2 separate regions of the Homo sapiens genome follow, and region 2 is linked to region 1. Evidence: chromatin loops called from intact Hi-C (ENCODE). Cell type or tissue: PC-3. All regions are shown on one strand. Links, peaks and the distances in the headings refer to the core of each region. The heading gives the core; the rest is flanking DNA.

Evidence for each region. Hi-C counts contacts between places; a loop is a spot of excess contacts. Peaks named below come from ENCODE experiments on the same cell type or tissue, not always from the same donor. Only the 100,000 strongest peaks of a DNase experiment are listed, where the experiment ranks them.
Region 2: it touches region 1 in a loop (6-fold over the local background); 3 of 110 quality-filtered maps call a loop at or near these places.

The regions. Positions count from the first base shown.
Region 1 is chr3:78,642,412-78,651,328 of GRCh38, forward strand. ROBO1 (roundabout guidance receptor 1) reads right to left here. Exons shown (of 31, transcript NM_002941.4): 20 at 5,218-5,244; 21 at 3,737-3,779. Among named protein-coding and RNA genes, the nearest start is that of LINC02077, 600 kb to the left of the region's middle. In PC-3, for the core only: CTCF peaks have their summits at 3,524 (motif pointing left) and 3,725; a DNase peak (open chromatin) is centred at 3,520.
Region 2 is chr3:78,503,585-78,512,501 of GRCh38, forward strand. No RefSeq gene overlaps it. Among named protein-coding and RNA genes, the nearest start is that of LINC02077, 460 kb to the left of the region's middle. In PC-3, for the core only: no CTCF peak of the experiment used is centred there; DNase peaks (open chromatin) are centred at 3,457 and 3,987; H3K4me3 peaks cover 885 bases; H3K27ac peaks cover 2,268 bases.

The sequences.
Region 1 (8,917 bases), core at 280-8,279:
GTCTCCCCTTCCCACTGGCAGATTGAATGAGCTATAAAGCCAAGGGCTAGATCTCAGAATTGCCAATATTTTAAAGAGAAGCAAAGGCTTGAGCTCTATTTCCTCACCTCCCACCAACAGGGAATGTGGTATTGGCATTCTCTACCAGGTTAGCCAGACTTTCCCATCCCACCCTTCTCAGGTTTTCTCTGCTTTCTTGCTTTATGCTGTGGTTTGGATTAAGTATGTTTTTTGGACACATTGCCTGGAATGTTTGAGGAAAGGAAAACAAATGAGTAGCAACGGCTACTTAATATTTCCATGATCATTTCCCTGGATTTTCTCACAAATTCTTTGCCCTTTTTAAGTTGGGAAGCAGTCTCTTTGCTTACCACACTCTTCATTCTCTCTTTTCCAGGAATAGCCACATTTGCAATGTTCACAATGATAACAGAGCTCTAGATAACCTTCTCCTTTTATCAGAGGAAAAAATACAGCCTCCACAATTTCTCTGAAGTTACAAAGGACTGAACTCAGGCCTTCTGACATTCATTTATTCAATGGCTCATTCATTTTTTTTTTACTTATAGGTGACATCTATCAAAAATTAATCATTCATGTGATTTATCGCATTTATTTATGTAATTTATTGCATTATTAAAAACCCATTTATCGATAAATAAACCACGTAATCTGCATCCTCCAGGAACTCACACTCTCTTGTCAGAGGCAATCATATCCACCAGGAGTTGCCAAACGTTTTTGGTAAAGGACCAGATAGTAACATTTTAAGGCTTCCCAAGCCATAGAGCTTATTTGATAACTACTCAACTCTGCCAATGTGGCTCAAACACAGTCATAGAAAATATGTAAACAAATGAGCCTAGCTGTATTCTTATAAAACTTTATTTACAAAAACAGGTGGCAGGCTGGATTTGGCCCAAGAGCCATAATTCACTGACCTCTGACATAAACAAAAGATAACCGCATCACCTTATGTTACGCACTTCATTGAGGTAATTCCACATTAGAGAGTTAATGGAGGGCATAGTAGGTGGAATTCAGTAAACTGAGAAGGGTCGCTGGGTGGGGAGACAGTCCAGACCTATGTAATACATGCACAGTGTAGTAAGGACACATAAGAGAATGCAATCTTGGCAAATGGCAGGTGGGGTGACACAGTGGATTGTAGGGTCTGGCACATTTTGAGGTGTGAAGTAAGTCTGCAGAGACCTAGAGCTGTGGACTTTGCATATTATGCCGAGTTTGGATCTGATATTCTAAACATGATAGGTCCTATTGATAATGGGATTTTCTGGAGCTCAGAAACATGATCAATATGCATTTCAAAAGATCGTTCTGTCTCCAGTGAGCAAAGGGAATTAGCAGGAAATAATGCTAATGAAGGTATTATAGATAAAGGTAGGACTCCTGAGAGCTTTTGTCATAGATTAGGCAAAGGAGAAGTAGGGCTTGAAATGAAACAATATGAGAGTGAAAGGAGTAAGAGACAGCATCAACAAAATGCAGTAATGGATACAGGAGGTCCAAGAGGATGGCTGGAAGGTTTTGGCTTTGGTGTCATTAACTATGTGAGGTAGGAGGTCCAGTGAGGACTCAGAAAGTCTGAAACACATGAGGGAAACCAGTGCTTAAGGGGCAGACACAAGAGAAGTCAGTGTAGGAGTTTGGTTCATTATTCCCTCTCTGATCTCACTAGATCACGAAACATAGACACAGACACACATACACACACAATGACACACACATCCGTAAGTGGCTAGGAATGAGGCCCCTTCGTAAAGCATCCTTATTGTCCTCATCCTATTTTATTTTTTCCGTAGCATTTATCAACTGCTGATATTGTACAGCTGACTTTTTAAAAAAATGTTTATTATTCATCTCGCATTTCCGCCACTATAATGTAAGGTCTGGAAGGGCAGGAATTTTTATACACTTTGCTTACTGATGCTTCCCAAGTAAGTAAACTAGCACCTGTCACATAGTAAGTGTTCAATATATTGCATGAATAAATAATTCTAAAATTTTGTATATAACTGACATTTTGAGCATTGACTCTGAAATCTTTATTGAACTGTTGCCTCCGTAACATCCCAACATCGTTTAGCATTTCATTTAGGAAAATGATCATTTCTACTTACTATTTGAAATAAATCAGTTTCACTGACAGGGATTTTATTTTTAACTTTAAAAAGCTATGTTTGTTTTGTGATATAGTGAGCTTTCCAAATAGCTCAGGAACTTTGTAATTTTTCCATCCTGCCGTGGCAACTAGCATTTGCTACCTATGCATTCCTGCCATTGTTTCCCATGTGCCAGTTTGCTCTATCCAGGTTGTAAATTCTTTTAGAGTAGGAACCAAGCTTATTTTTCTGTATGTGTGTGTGATACTTGTGTACACACACCCACGCACAGAGGCTAGTGAAGAACATATCAAAGACACTCAAGAAGCACTTTCACATGCTTTGATTAGTGAGGAGGTTGAAATATACACATGTAATGAAGTGGTTATAAAATCAGGTATTCCAGATTCACCCACGAGAAAATGTTCTTATGCCAGAGGCTCTTTCATGAATGTCTGGGCTGTGATTTAGATGGAATTCCCCTGGATGCACAAACATGCCCTGGTTTAATTCCTGAATCAAGTGGATTTATTCCTTATGAAAACCTCCCTAGCTTTGGGTCTGTCACTGGCTGGCTTTGTTTCACAGGTATGAAAACAGGAAGTTAGCAATACCCAGGAAAGAAAAGATTAGTACTTGTTGCCAAATTTGTACAGCATTGGCTAAAGGTGGTCAACCTTCTTTTTTTTTAAACCACTCTTTGTTATATACTAAATTCAGTAATTTTCTTATCCGGTGGTATGTTCCTTGAATTTAGGAATAATATCTTACTCATTGTTATCTTTCTAGTAGCAGTCATGTTATACAGCTGTACAAAGAAGGGAATTTAGTAAGTTCACTGAATTTGAATTATAAGATGGTTTTGGTTGGAAGATTTTTTTTTTTTTACACTGTAAGCTAGATGTTACTGTTTTGGAGAAAAAAAAAACATCTTATTGTGAAAAATTCTGAAGCTTGGCTCATCACATAACTTATACCTTATTTCAGCCCCTTTAAGCTGGTTGTCACATCAATTTGTGATTTCTCTGTGAATATATTAAAGTTCACTGAATAATAATTACTTTAAAAATCATAAATATGAGATTCATTTCAATTAGAGGAGGGAAAACATTCTTTGTTAACAAGTTACCCAGATTTCCTCTTTTATTTCAACACATTTTCCTGCAAATGGGGAAGTGAACTATGTTGAATTCATAACAAGAATAAACAAACATAACCTACAACTTATGAGCAATTGCTGTGTTCAGCAGGTTTTTCAAATGAACTCTTTTTCTTGGATAGTATTAGTTAACTAGCTGTATTTGTTAATCTTCATAAATGCCACCGCTTAGTCACTTTAACTCCTTTTAATCATTTGCTAAATCAGCAAGTCTCTTTCTCAGTTAAAGTCCTCCCTCTAGTGGTCACTGACTAAGATGCAACTACTCCAATCAACTACATTTGTGTGTAAACAGCTTGTTTCAACAGCATAGCTGAATGGAGTCTTCGTCAAGGAACTAAATAAATTCCACCTTTAAGTTAGACTTTTTAAGCAGAGAAAGTGGTGTCATTGAGGAAGATGAAGAAATATTTGGAATTCCCTGTAGGATCTACAAAACAAGCAAGATAATTACCTCCCTCCACTGCTGACAGCTTCGCCTCCTCTCTGGTAAGTTACTAGAATGTTACGAAAAAAAAAAGGAACAATTAATAGACATATTTATATATCAAAAGCTATTACATTCATGAGCTTCTTTCTAAAATGGAATTCCTTCTGTCTTCCTAGACAGAAGCATTGCAAAAATCACATGACGTAACAGATTGATTCAACTAGTGACATTTCTTTAAATATTGTATAGAATTAGATATACATATCATATATCTAATTATATATATAATTAGATATCTATATATCACTCTTATTTTCTTCAAATTCCAATAAGGTGGAGAATCAAGAAAAAGCAAAACATCAGTACACTTATTAAATATAACTGTTACACATCTGTACATTAGCATTCCGATGGATTTCCATTTTGAATTTATTATTGGAGCACATAATTTCATAATTTTATATAGGTGTAAACTTAAACTCAGGAAAAAAAAAAACTACTAGATTATTTTCCCGGAAGTATGAGTACCAGTAAGTCAAAGAGAAATGTTAAAATAAACCTTTCTACACACAAAGATGTATGCCAAGTTGTGACTATTAATTCATGTGACCTATTTTTTATTGTGGCTTCTGCAAATTATTTCTCATTATATTTTCATCAGACATGTATAGATAATCAAAATATATTATAATGCTCTTGAAAGCATCCTCAGCTTAATAAATTTGGGATGGAAAAATTTAACCATAACAAAAAAAAGATTTTCACATAGTTAGGCTAAGTGGTTAAGAAGATTAGCTTTTCTGTAAATACAGACACATTTTCTAAGAAGAAATGTGTTTTTAAAGCTGCCAAGTTCTGCTACTTAGAAGAACTCCAAACTGGAAGTCTGTTATAGAGAGATAACTGCTCCCAGTGATGACAATAACTGGATTAAAACTGAGAGGGCACAACTACACGTACATCTTTTCCTGGAGGTGATATGACAGAAGAGGACCCATTTTGAAAGAAATTGGATAGAACGGAATATTAGGATTCTGACTTAGGGAAAACGAAAAGTTCTATCTTTCACATGTGCTGGATATTGTGGTTACCTTTAACAATATTGATTCTGGGGACAGAGAATTATAAGGGAGAGAAATTTTTGTTGGAAAACTTGAAAGCTTAAGTTGAAAAATGCACTGTCAAGTCTGAAGTAGTCAATAAGATCATTAGCATGTTAAATCATGCTGAAGGTAGAGACAGTGTGTCTACTTAATGAAACACATGCAAACAAGGCCAAGATCCAGTGTGGAATTGTGAATAAATAATTGCATCGAATGGATGAAAAGCAACACCAACCATTTCTACCTTAAACACATGCCTGGTGTGAGTAAATCAAGTATTACATTCCACTTTAAGTTCTTTCCCCCAACTTACTGCAGAAAATGAAATAAAAACAGAAACACAATAGTGGAACACATGCCAAACTAACAATGGAAAGGAGGAGGGTAAGTGCAAATATATACCTGTTGGTGTGAAGGTAAAAGACGGGACTGAAAAATCAAAACAAAATATAAACCAGTTATTAAGCTGAAGAGAGAAAGGGAACATATCACATTAGTATAAATCAAGCAGACAGCTGAACATAAAACAAATGTAAATAACTAAGCCAGTAGTTCTGACAATCTGATCTATGAATAAAACCAATTCTGAGGTTAAAAAAAGAAGCTTGTCTCTACAGGTACCATTTTGAAGTGTCTGACATTCTAGTACACTCAGGAAGGGAATTATGCTAGGTTAGCCTGTGAATGACCCTGCATTTAGTAACACAGATTTAGCTCGTGGCTTTCGTACAAACAAGAATCCTCCACTATTAATCATCTCCAAACACAGGATGATGGATTCTTAAATAAGTATTATCAGAGTCTTGCTGGAACCTTATCTAGAAATCTGAAAGTAAATGCTTATTAAAGTGAACTACTAGGTGCACTTATGTACTTAACATTGAGAGAAAAAAAAGAGAGAAAGAAGGAAAAGAAGGAAAGGCAAGGAAAGGGGAAGAAGAAACAACAAACAAACAAACACAACACAAGTAAAGGAAAGGAAAGAAAAAGATGAACTGAATAAAAGAGAACCATAAAATTTAACTATTTCACTGAGTGGAAATGCCTGACATCTTATCACATAACTGACATTTTTTATCATCATAAAAACTTGTGAATGGACAGAAAAAACTGGAGTTTTAAATTTTAATTTCTTTGAGTTTACTTTTAGAAGCTTCCTAGAAGTAGGCTGGACATTCTTTTAATACCACAGTAGAAGCTAAACAATAGAACAATAACACCCTTCTGAAAACCTTCACTCTCTCTGCAGTTATAAATCTTAATCTAATCAATAATGCCTGAAATTGAACCGCAGACCTCAAAAGTAGCAGCCATTCCTCCCCCACTTTTCCTATCTTCTCCCATTCCTGGGGGGTTGGATAACGGCAGAGCAATTTCCATGTCATTTCATAGAGGGAGGAGATTGACTTATTTCCAATCTCTTCATGTTAAATTAAAGTAAACGCTGCTCTGGTTAAAAAAAAAAAAAAGCAAGGAAATATATGTTATTCCCTCTAAGATTAAAGTTTCTTTAAAATAATCTTTAGTAGAAACAAACTAGAATATTGATTACTTATCATGTATCAAAACACTGCCAGAATTATATTTTCTATTTCACATTTGAACATCTCCAAGAAATTTACTGTAGAATCGGAGCATTTGGGGTTTGCAAACCGAAACGCTATAGCGTCCTCTACAATTGTCACTTCTTACCAAGCCACTTTATCTCTGAGCATACTAGAAAGAAGAAAAGCAAAAACCTCAGTGCTGTGTCCCCAATTTATACCCTGGCCTTCGTGTGCAGCACAGCAGTCCCTGTCTTAAGAATCCTATTGTGTTTTTTTTCAGTCAGGTCTTTTCAGAGAGTCAATGTAATTTAGCTACATTCAAAAATTCAGAGCCATAGTAACAAGTCTTCATAAAAAAAAAAAAAAATGAAAGGTGCATTTGAAACTAAAGCTATTCAAGCAAGAATGGAGTGCCTGAACATTAATTTGCAATCACAAGGACACCGGGAAAATATGAAAGGTCCTTGTCATTACTTCTCCTAGCTAACTGCTAACCCCACTTTGAGGAACTGAAGAAGAGATGAAAAGGAGGTCAATCTAAATGAAATTTTCACTGCTAGCACACGAAATAACAACTTAATTTTCAAAGCTTCCAATAATATAATAAACTCTCTGGGTCCCTAAGTGATGCGGGTGCAATATGTGAATGCATGTGGACAGGGGGTACCCAGCGAACTGGCAGATGTCACACCGATAGCTAAATGTAAGGGGGAAATGTTAAATATGCTCACTGTTCCCCTGAAGTTACACTCTGGCTTGATGTTTTATAGGTCAGTAGGCTCTTTTACATTTTTTATTCTTTAAAATATTTCACTTTCTTTTTTTCTTAAAATTACTGGCATTGACTTTGGTATAGAAAATTTAAGATCTCAAAATGCACTTAAAAATTGCCTAGAAACAAAATTATGAAAATGTGCCAACAGGACAAAGTGAAGAAAGCAGAATCAAATGCTCATCAAATTACATTTGTAATTATGTTCTATGATTTCTGCTTAAACACAAGCTAAGTTGAAAGGGCAATGGTATTAGTTTAATAGGTTTTGCACAAAGAGCACATAGGCATTTGTTGGCATGCTCAAAGTACGTTAGTAAAGAAAAAGAAACATTTCAGTAGGAAGGAGAGTTGCATGTCACATTTTTAGAGTTCAAGACAATGTAGACCATTAAATTATTATAATCACGTAGCTATGGCACTTCATAAGAAACACAGGATTCCACTGACTGGCTATTTGCAAAACAGAGTTCATGATGGAGGTCTTTTGATGAAGAATTCAAGAGACTCCACATCTATATGTTAATTAGTCACTCTTTTCCTCATTCAAATCCAAACATCTTCTACCCCAAACACCCTACCCCTTCCCCACTCCACCACACAAAGACACCCAAAACCCCTTGTCTACAATTATTTTCAGTCAAAGGTTTTATATGGTAGCATGTGCCTGACATTCTTCTACTTTGTATACATAATGAGCACCAGTTCTCTTTTCAGTAACCTCCAAGCCCTCATTTTCCATTTCACAGGCGGGAATATTGACATACTGCTTCATCCCTAGAGAGGACACATATCTGAAAAAAACATATTTAAGGATGATAATGCTAAAGCAAATGCATGTACATGAAGAGATTGCTGCTGAGCCACAGGCAGGCGGCAAGGAGATTTATTTTTATAGTATTAGTGATGCATTTGTGTTGACTCTTGCTAAGTCCCCTTGTGACGGACAACACAAATATTTTAGACTGCTGTCCCATACTGTTTTGGTCTATGCATAGGGACATTCAAGTTCTAGCTAACATGAAAAATTCTGACTTTGTCATATAATTGGTCAGAGAAACAATCTGGCCAACACATGTAAGAAATGTTCACTTATGTAGAAAATTCGTGGGAAAAAGTTGGTGATGGTAGGGTAGGAGACTTTTTTAAATTGGAAATCCTCTTTAAATTTGCTTTGCAGCAAAGCAAAGCTGTTGCATTCGACTGAAGGATGGGCCCTATAATTTGTATAATCTGCCATTTAAGTCAGTACAATTTTGAGAGCAAGAAGGGGTACTAGAATTGATCTTGTTGGACTAATGACATAAACTGGGGTGTCTCTGAAAACTGGGACTTACAACCATCTAACCTAATCTACAGCCCAGATCTGAGGCCCAGAATTGATGAAGGTATCTAAGGGGCATGGAGGATCATCTGTCTGACACTGTTAACAATTTCCTTTGAGAATAAAAAACACAAAAATATCAGCAGTCTTCAGAGTTTAAGGATAAGTAGCAAAAGTATGTGAAAATCTTGGCATATTTGGGTCATCTTTAAAATTGTAAATAATAATAGTGGCCATGTAAGCTGTCTTTTTTAAAACTGTAAACACATTCGTAACAAAATCACCATCACTAAGTAACAGCATACACATATTCCATTTTGCAACTTTATAATAATAAAAAGGGACTAACCCTCTTCTCTCTGTAAGCAACAGTACATCACTCAGTCAGGCCTTCCATATTCACCAAGAAAGGAGTATTTTATAAATAATCAAACGGCAGTATTTTCTATTTTGCTTCAC
Region 2 (8,917 bases), core at 419-8,418, 140 kb before region 1:
CTTAAATCCATGAGGAGACAATCCTCAGGACAAATGACTGACTACCTACTGAGGAGATACAAGAAAAAAATGGAAATAATCTGAGTCCTCAATCACATCTAAAATAAGCTGCTGAATTAACAGCATTGCCATCTCTCTTCTGAAATTATTTGTGTGAGATAATAAACCTCCTTATTTTTAGATCTGTTGACTTGGCAATTCTATATCTTTAGGTAAAAAAGCATTCTCAGGTGCTAACTTCCTAACCTCAATTCCTTCTAGTCTATTATTCAAGCATCCATTATTTTTCCTTCACAAGACTTAACAGTTTATAACTAGATATTTTGTGTCTTAGTTGTGTGCTTTTTGTCTATTCCCGCATCAGCTTTTAGCCTCTGGAAAACAGATATCATGCATGTTTGACCCTCCATTGTATGTCATCATGGCATAGCACACATACTGGCAGTATGTGGGTCCACAATAAATAGATCCTGAATTAATTAATTAATTAGTTCATGAATTTTTGTGTACAGTTCTAATCATAATTTTGCTTTTTAAAAGTCTTTCTGCCTTTCCACACAAGTTACAGCATGGATTCTACATTTCCTAATCTAACATTCAAAGATATTCACTCTCTGGCTAGGCCTAGCTTTGCAGCTTCTTCTCCTATCACTACTGCCTCCCCATCACCTTGTGTTCCATCTCAGAAATAATAACTGCTCACTCTTCTCAGATTATCCAAGAATGGCTCAGAGACATTAAGCGAGTGATTCTGCAGGCTGCTCAGGCAAGTTCCATGCAAATAATTTATTCCTATGTGAGAGAATCAGCTATGTGAGGGTAGACTGAGTCAAGATTTTAAAAAGACATAAACAAAATTTATAGAAGGAAAAAAATGAGGGAGGGCCTATATATAGCCTGAGAATAGTGTACTTTGTTTACATAATTTTTAATTAAACTGATTATTTGGCCACTAAAAGAGAGGACAGTGTGGACATTGTGTCCTTGACTAGTCTAAGATTATAAAGAAAACATTTCCATGCGTTGATGATTGGCTAGAACACTGTGATAGTTTGGTTGTGGAAAAATGTGAGAGGGTAACTTGATGTAATATTCACCAGGATTTTCCCATGGGCACCTCAATCTTAGCAAGTCCACGTTTCCATCAGAATTTCTCAAGATTAGTTCTTAGATTCTCTCTGTCTTTCTTTCCATGGAGAAGGCACATCCATCCTTCTAATTCTGGCTATTTTTAGTTGTAGATTTTGGACCCTACATACCTGAATTCTAAATTTTTATATAATCCTACACATTTCTTTTTAGAGTGTTCAACATGGTTCCATAAACATTTATTGAGCAACTCTGTATGTCAAGAATTCTCGTTGGTACTGCGGGATATACTAGTAAACTACATAGACTCAGCCACTTACAACTTACAAGTGGATACATCCAATTTAAAAGACACGAGTTAAAAAAAAAAAAGAAAAAAGCAGTAGTCTCACACCGGTACAATCTGTTACTAGCAGCAGAGTTAGTGTAGTTAAATGTTGAGAAATTGCAATTAGCAAGAAATTTTCAGTCTAATCAAAAGAAAAAAACTGAACGCTATTCAGCAAGAAAAAAAAAAAAAAGCTAATCGCTGGGCTTAGGAAGTATGTGAACCCCTCTAGCTAAGGTTTTCTCAAGTTGGGTTCCGTGTAGAAAAAACATCCACAGCCAGCTATGAGATTCCTGGACTAGCCAAAGCCTCGATTTCAATAAGTGATCAGTAAATGATCATAATTTTTTTCTGCAAATTCTTCTTTACTACAAATTCTGGTAGGTGTAGGATGAAAAGTATTATATGAAGTGCTGCCACATCCTTCCTTGAGAGTTTTTCAATCAATCCGGCACTGTCTAGGGAGCCTTCCTCAGAATTTGTAAAACTAGATACACCTCACTCACAGCTATCCCACGTAGGTTATTGCCCTTGTATTTTCATTTCTCAGTTTTATTTGTAAAATTTACTTCTTACCATTTTATTTTTATTTTATTTATTTATTTATTTTTTGAGAAGGAGTCTCGCTCTGTCACCCAGGCTGGAGTGCAGTAGGCGGCTCACTGCAAACTCCGCCTCTCGGGTTCCCGCCATTCTCCTGCCTCAGCTTCCCGAGTAGCTGGGACTACAGGCGCCCACCACCACGCCCGGATGATTTTTTTGTATTTTTAGTAGAGACAGGGTTTCACCGTGTTAGCCAGGATGGTGTCGATCTCCTGACCTCGTGATCAACCTGCCTCGGCCTCCCAAAGTGCTGGGATTACAGGCGTGAGCCACAGCACCCGGCCCCACTTCCTGCCATTTTAATGTTTTTGGTCATTACGGTAAGTGGTATTATTTGTTCACAATCATTTGCCCCACCCCAGGCTTTGTCGTACTTCTTTATCGTCAGAATATGATCCCTATGCACTTTGGCCTTGGTCATGTGACTTTGGCCAATGGAATAGGAGCAGATAGGACTTATACAATTTTTGAGCAGAAATGTTAAATGTACTTTTGTGGTTTGGCTCTGCCCCCTGAGCTTCTGCCTTCTAAAAAAAGACCAAGCTATGAAAAAGATCATGACCCAGATTAGGGTTGTTCCTTTACCCCTGAGACCTGGAATACAAGCCACCTGGAGCCAAGGCCGGCTACTGCCAGGGAAACCCAGCTGAACTCAGCAGTGTCATAGCTGACCAATGGTTCTCATAAACCAGGAGTGAGAAATAGACCTTTGTTATAAGTCACTGAGATTGCGGAGTTGTTTGTTGCTATAGCAAAAATTAGTACAATCTTCCATTTTTTAAAAATTGCGGATCAGATTGATAAATGTTACGCTACATTCAAAGCTATTTTCTTCATACAAATTTTACACATAATTTGGGTTGATTAGCAGTACAATAATTCTTTGCAAGCAGGCCTGATGCAACCCCCTCCCCTCTGCCGCCTTTTTTTTTTTAAAACAATCTAGCATTCAAGAAGATAACTTTGATTTATGAATCTTGGCGACAATGTTAAATTCCAGGCATATAATATTTTGTGGTGTTTAACTCAATCAAGATAAAACAACCACATTGCATTCTTAAGATATTTGCTTTCTACCAACTTCCTCCAAATAAACATCTTCTAAGGCCTAATAAACTCTCTCTCTGCCTGGTTTTAATCCTTCAAATCTTGAGGTCAGTCATCTCCCTCCTAAAACCTCTTAGTTTCTCTCTAGAAAATCATGAAATTGACCATATAAATATTTTCTGCCTCCTTATCTTCCTTAACCCACAGAGAAAGGTGATATCTTCTAAGTGTTGACAAAGGGTTGAAGTATTGAAGTATTTCAGTAAGGTGATAGCTCTGCAAAAGCCACCTATCAAAATACCCATGAAACACAAACCTCCCTATAATTAGTCATCAGAAATAATAAATCGTCACCATGCCAGCCTTTATATTCTCTGAGAGAACTGACCTGAAATATTCACTGTCCCTCCCTCACTTCCCATCTCCTGTGACTGCCAATCAAAGGGAGACAGTCCTGTCAGGGAGCTGAGCTGACTCAGCAAGGGTGGAAACAAGACCTGCAGTTACTTAACATTTAATCACACAAAAGGCCCTGGAAAAAAGAGATCAAAATGTGACAAAAATTAACCTAAAACCAACAGAAACGGGGACGTCTAAATACACATTGATGTGAAAGTGCTACTCTTAGAATCTGGGAAACTAGTCAAACAGTCTCCTGTTCAGGGACATAGACGTTGGTTTTCTTTTTGTTTCCCTCAAATTCACTTTCATCTTCCATTAAAAAACTTTGAATGACTTAAGAAACAAAGTTCTCCTGCTATAAACAAACACACACACAGTGTGAATGCAAATTTCTAACCTTCTGCTAGGTCTTCAGGGGACCATTGCCCCGGGCAGTTCTGGCCTGCTGGACTGGAGCCTGCTGTGTCAAGGTTGAAATTTGCTTTGAAGTCTGACACAGGGCCTCAAAAATCTCTTCCAGGGCCCACTACCTGAGTCTCAGAATTAGTCATTAATTCGGTTGGGACAAGCTGAAGTGTACATGAACATTATTAAATACACATTCCTTTGTTGTGATTATTATGGTAATTTTAAATGGAGAGATGTTAACCGCAGGGATCTTTAGGGTTAGATAATCTAATGATTCTTTTGAGGAACTGAGATAAGATTTAAAAGAAGATAGATCTAAAACTGACACTCCTGAGAGTACACCTAATTTTGACCTTGACTTATTTTGCAACCTAAGGCTAGTGACAAAACCTCTGAATCTCTGTGAGGGAGCTATAAAATTTTGATGAGATGCTATTTTTAAGAAATTCTGAAAAATTAACCCTTACCTAATTTTTGCTTTTCTTTCCTAGGTATTCAACAATTAACACACTAAGGTCCAGCCCTTATACCTACTCTCTCACACACACACATACACACACACACACACACACACAAATAAGCACATATAAACACCTAAAAGTTCAGTCTTGTCTTGATTCCAAAACACAACAAACATGTATCAAGAATCTCCACACCACAATCTAGAAAGAATGGACTTCACCCTTATATCTACTGTCTTTCACAAACACACAAATATGTACACATACACACTTAAAAGTTCAGTTCTGTCTTTATTCCAAAGCACAGCAGACATGTATCAAGAATCTCCATATCACGATCTGGAAGGAATGGACTTCAGCCGGTCACACAGACTCAGTGGGCCAGAGTAAACTGCTAAGGTTTTCATAAAGCTCCTGAAGAGATTCAGGACATGCTACCTCACACTATTTTAACTAAAGAAATTTGAGAAGACCACAGAAGCGGGAAGGTCATTCTCACCTTCCCATCATCTTTCGATGAAGCAGATCATAAAAGCTAGAAAGGGTTTTCTGACCTCCTCCTGAAGCAGATCATAAGAACTTCATCTGGGAAGTGGCCTCCCTCCACATGGAGGAAGAGGGAATTCTTATCTGTGAAGACACAGGGACAAGGAGAATAATCTTGGTGAGTAACAGGCCTTGCTAAGCTCCCTTCAGTTTACTACCAATAGATCATATTTTGTATCCAATCAGAGTTCTCCATGACTATCCGCCTTTTTATCAGACTTAGCCAAAAAAAAAAATAGGTTTTCCCATTTTTTCATATCTTCATTCCCTGATGACGATAGCATCTATAGAGTAAAAGATTACAGAGCCATTATTATAGTTTTAATATAGTTATTTCAACAGCTTCTTGCCAGAAACCTAATAATTCTTTGTAGTGACATGAAAACCTTTTGGGTGGTTGACAGTTCTTCCCTTTTGTTTATTGTGCTGTTAATTGTTAGTAATGATTTTTCCCACAAGTTGCCAAAAAAAAAAAAAAACCAAACAACATAAACAACCACATAATATTTATATTTTCCTATAAGTAGAAATCTTAAAAATTATTTTTAGATTGCACAATTCAGAAGATCAACAAAATTTCATGAGGAAGGCAGCTTCAATTATTAGCTCTGCTGAACTGAACATATTCACTCCCCTGTGGTCACAAAATGGCTGCTCCATTTTAGGCATCACATCCCAACACAGCAATGTCCAAGGAAAGGGCAGGAACGTGTGATAGGCCTATGCCTATACCCACCCCTGGTGAGGGTGATATGGTTTGGCTCTGTGTCCCCACCCAAATCTCATGTTGAATTGTGATCCTGAGTGTTGGAGGTAGGGCCTGGTGGAAGATGATTGGATCATGGGGACAGATTTCCGCCTTACTGTTGTCATGGAGTTCTCGTGATATCTGGTTGTTTAACAGTGTGTAGCACTTCTCCCTTTGCTTTCTTACTCCTGCTCCAGCCACGGAGGAGATGCAGGCTTCCCCTTCACCTTCTGACATGATTGCAAGTTTTCGGAGGCCTCCCCAGCCATGTTTCCCATATATACTATGGAATCATGAGCCAGTTTAAACCTGTTTTCTATATAAATTACCCCGCTTCAGGTAGTTCTTTATAGCAATGTAAGGATGAACTAATGCCAACGGGGATGGGATAATCACGACAGGTTTATTCTAATAATGTTTCACTGACTGCCTACTGCTGGGGCTGCCACCCCACCATCTACTCTACTGCAACACATAGCTCTCCTGAAGAGGTAGGGTGTCTGTTGGAAAAGTGGAAAGGTTGTGAATGGTTGGTGTCTGCTACATCCAATGACTGTAGTTTGCTTTCTAGATGTTCAGCACCCTACATGAGAACACACCCACCCTGCCCACCACCCCACTCTCAAAAAGTTCATCTTGCAAACTATGAAGGGTTCCCATTTCTCAAGAAATGCTCTGAGACAGACTCTATGAGGTATTGTGCCAGGGATACAACAGGATTACATAACATTCATTTATTCATTTAACAATCATATATTATACAATTGTTGTAAGAGATCGAGACCATCCTGGCCAACATGATGAAACCCCGTCTGACTAAAAATACAAAAATTAGCTGGGTGTGGTGGTGCTGCCTGTAGTCCCAGCTACTCGGGAGGCTAAGGCAGGAGAATCACTTGAACCTGGGAGGCGGAGTTTGCAGTGAGCTGAGATAGCGCCACTGCACTCCAGCCTGGGGACAGAGTGAGACTCCATCTCAAAATAAATAAATAAATACATACATACATAGTGGAAATTTATTTCTCACACTTCTGGAGGCTGGAAAGTTTAAGATCAAGGCACCAGTAGATTCAATGTCTGGTGAACACCTGCTTTCTGGTTCAGAGATAAAGCCTTCTACCTGTGTCCTCACATGGCAGAAGGGACAAACAAGCTCCCTTGGGCCTATTGTATAAAGGCACTAATCCCATTTATGAGGGATCCAGCCTCATGACCTAATCCCCTCCCAAAAACCCCTCCTCCTAATGTGTCTACCTTGGGTATTAGGGTTTCAGCGTATGAATTTGACAGGGAAACAAACATTCCGACCACAGCAGAAACAAATAATGATTTTGTATTACCAACTACTATTAATAATAAAATAATAAACATAAATTTCTTATGGAATAATAATAAATAACCAATGCTTGTATAGTGTTTTCATTTTTTTACTTTACATAAAACAATGCATTTAATTCTTTCAACAACTCTTAGATACATACTATTATTGTCTCCATGTTACAGAGGGAAAAACTGAAGATCAGAGGCATAATAACTTGGCCAAAGAAGCATAATAACTTGCCAAAGATATACCATTTGTAGATAAAAGAGCTAGATCTGAATGTAGGTGGTTTGATTCCAAAGTCCACATTATTAACTACTACAGTGTAATCTTTCTCTGCATATAACAAAGTTTATCTGTCAATCAAGAAGGCAGCATAAAATACAGGGGACTAAGGAACCAGAGCACATGAAGTTGAATAAAGAGGTAATGTCCAGTTCATGGAGGTTTTAGTCTGCTTTCCTGAGAATGCAGAAATATTATTCTTCATTCAAAAATCTACTTATACAGGAAATGATATTTTGAAACCTGCGGTCAAATATCCCCAGTCACATCATAGTTCAGCATTAAGGAGTCAGGCGGCCGCTAGAGCTCCTCTCCGGACCTGCTACAATAGTAATAGGGGGCACAGAGCCACGGGCAAATGCCCATGAAGGGCATCTCATCTGGGTCACCACTAAATTGTAACTGTAATAGGTCCATTTTCCAATGCGTGTGGCAAGTCAATTTGCAGAGACACCAGGTTACAGCAGAAAAAGACATTTAATTGTAGGGCCACTGAACGAGCAGATGGGAGGAAACCTCAAATCTGTCTCCCTGAGGAATTTGGGGCAAGTGTTTTTAAGGGTTTTGGAATGGACCAAAATGTGGAGACCGTTGATTGGTCAATGAGTGCAGGGTAAAGTCATGGGACAAGGAGATGAAGAAACTATTCTCATGCTGATTTGGTTCTCTGTGAGGATCACTGGAAGCCAGGTCTTAAAAACATCTTAAGCAATTCTTAAATAAAAGCTTTATGATTCTAACATCAGAGATCCTATCCAAAAGAATAACAGAAGTGCTAATTAATTATTAAACATAAATCCTATCCTATTCTAACATCAGAAATCCTATCTGTAGAAACAATCAGGGATGCAAATGGTTAGCATCTAGTGCCACCTGACTTTCGGTAATAAGAAAGTCGGCCAAAATATAGCCTGATTAGTGCTTAGTTAAAACTCTATTTCTGTCCAGAATTCTTGTAAAGCCTGTGAGGATGTCACTGCTCTTCTACTAGATCTTGACACTTCCACAAACTGCTAGGATGATAAACCCAGGTCTTTATCATGTCAGAACCCACAGTCTCTCTTCCCTCTGCTCTTGCATCCTGGAAAGTTTTCCTACTCTGAGAGAAGAGCTCCATTCTCCTTCTTGCTTTTCTAAGACACTCTGGTTATAGCTTCGAATCCATTTCTTCATTTTATTTCCATAAAAATGATTAGAAATTGCCTAAATGACTCAGCATTTTAAAAACAAATCCAGAAAGACTTGCAGACTACCTTGGTTTTTACCCCTTTCAGGTGCCTTCCTTGAAGAGGTAGAGTAGGGAGCAATTCTCCCCACTTAATCCAGGGAAAGATTAAAAGTAAAAGGAAAACAACATAAAGCAAAGCCACAAGAAGTTTTTTCTTACAGCACTGAGGAGCGATAAAAATTTTTAAGCTGATGGCTAATATGATTAAATTGGGGTTAAGGAGAAAAATCGAAGGACAGTATGGAGAAGATCTTCCTAGAAGCAGGGACACCACCAGTGAGGAAGCCCTTAGAATAATCCAGAACAGAGGTAACTCATAGAATGTTAGTAAAGATTGAGAGTAAGGAGTGGTTAAGAGAGAGATTAAGGGAGCATGAAACTAACTTTTACAGGGTTTACAATTTATTTAAGGAGATTATAAGTATGATAGCTAGATTTATTGAGCACTTAT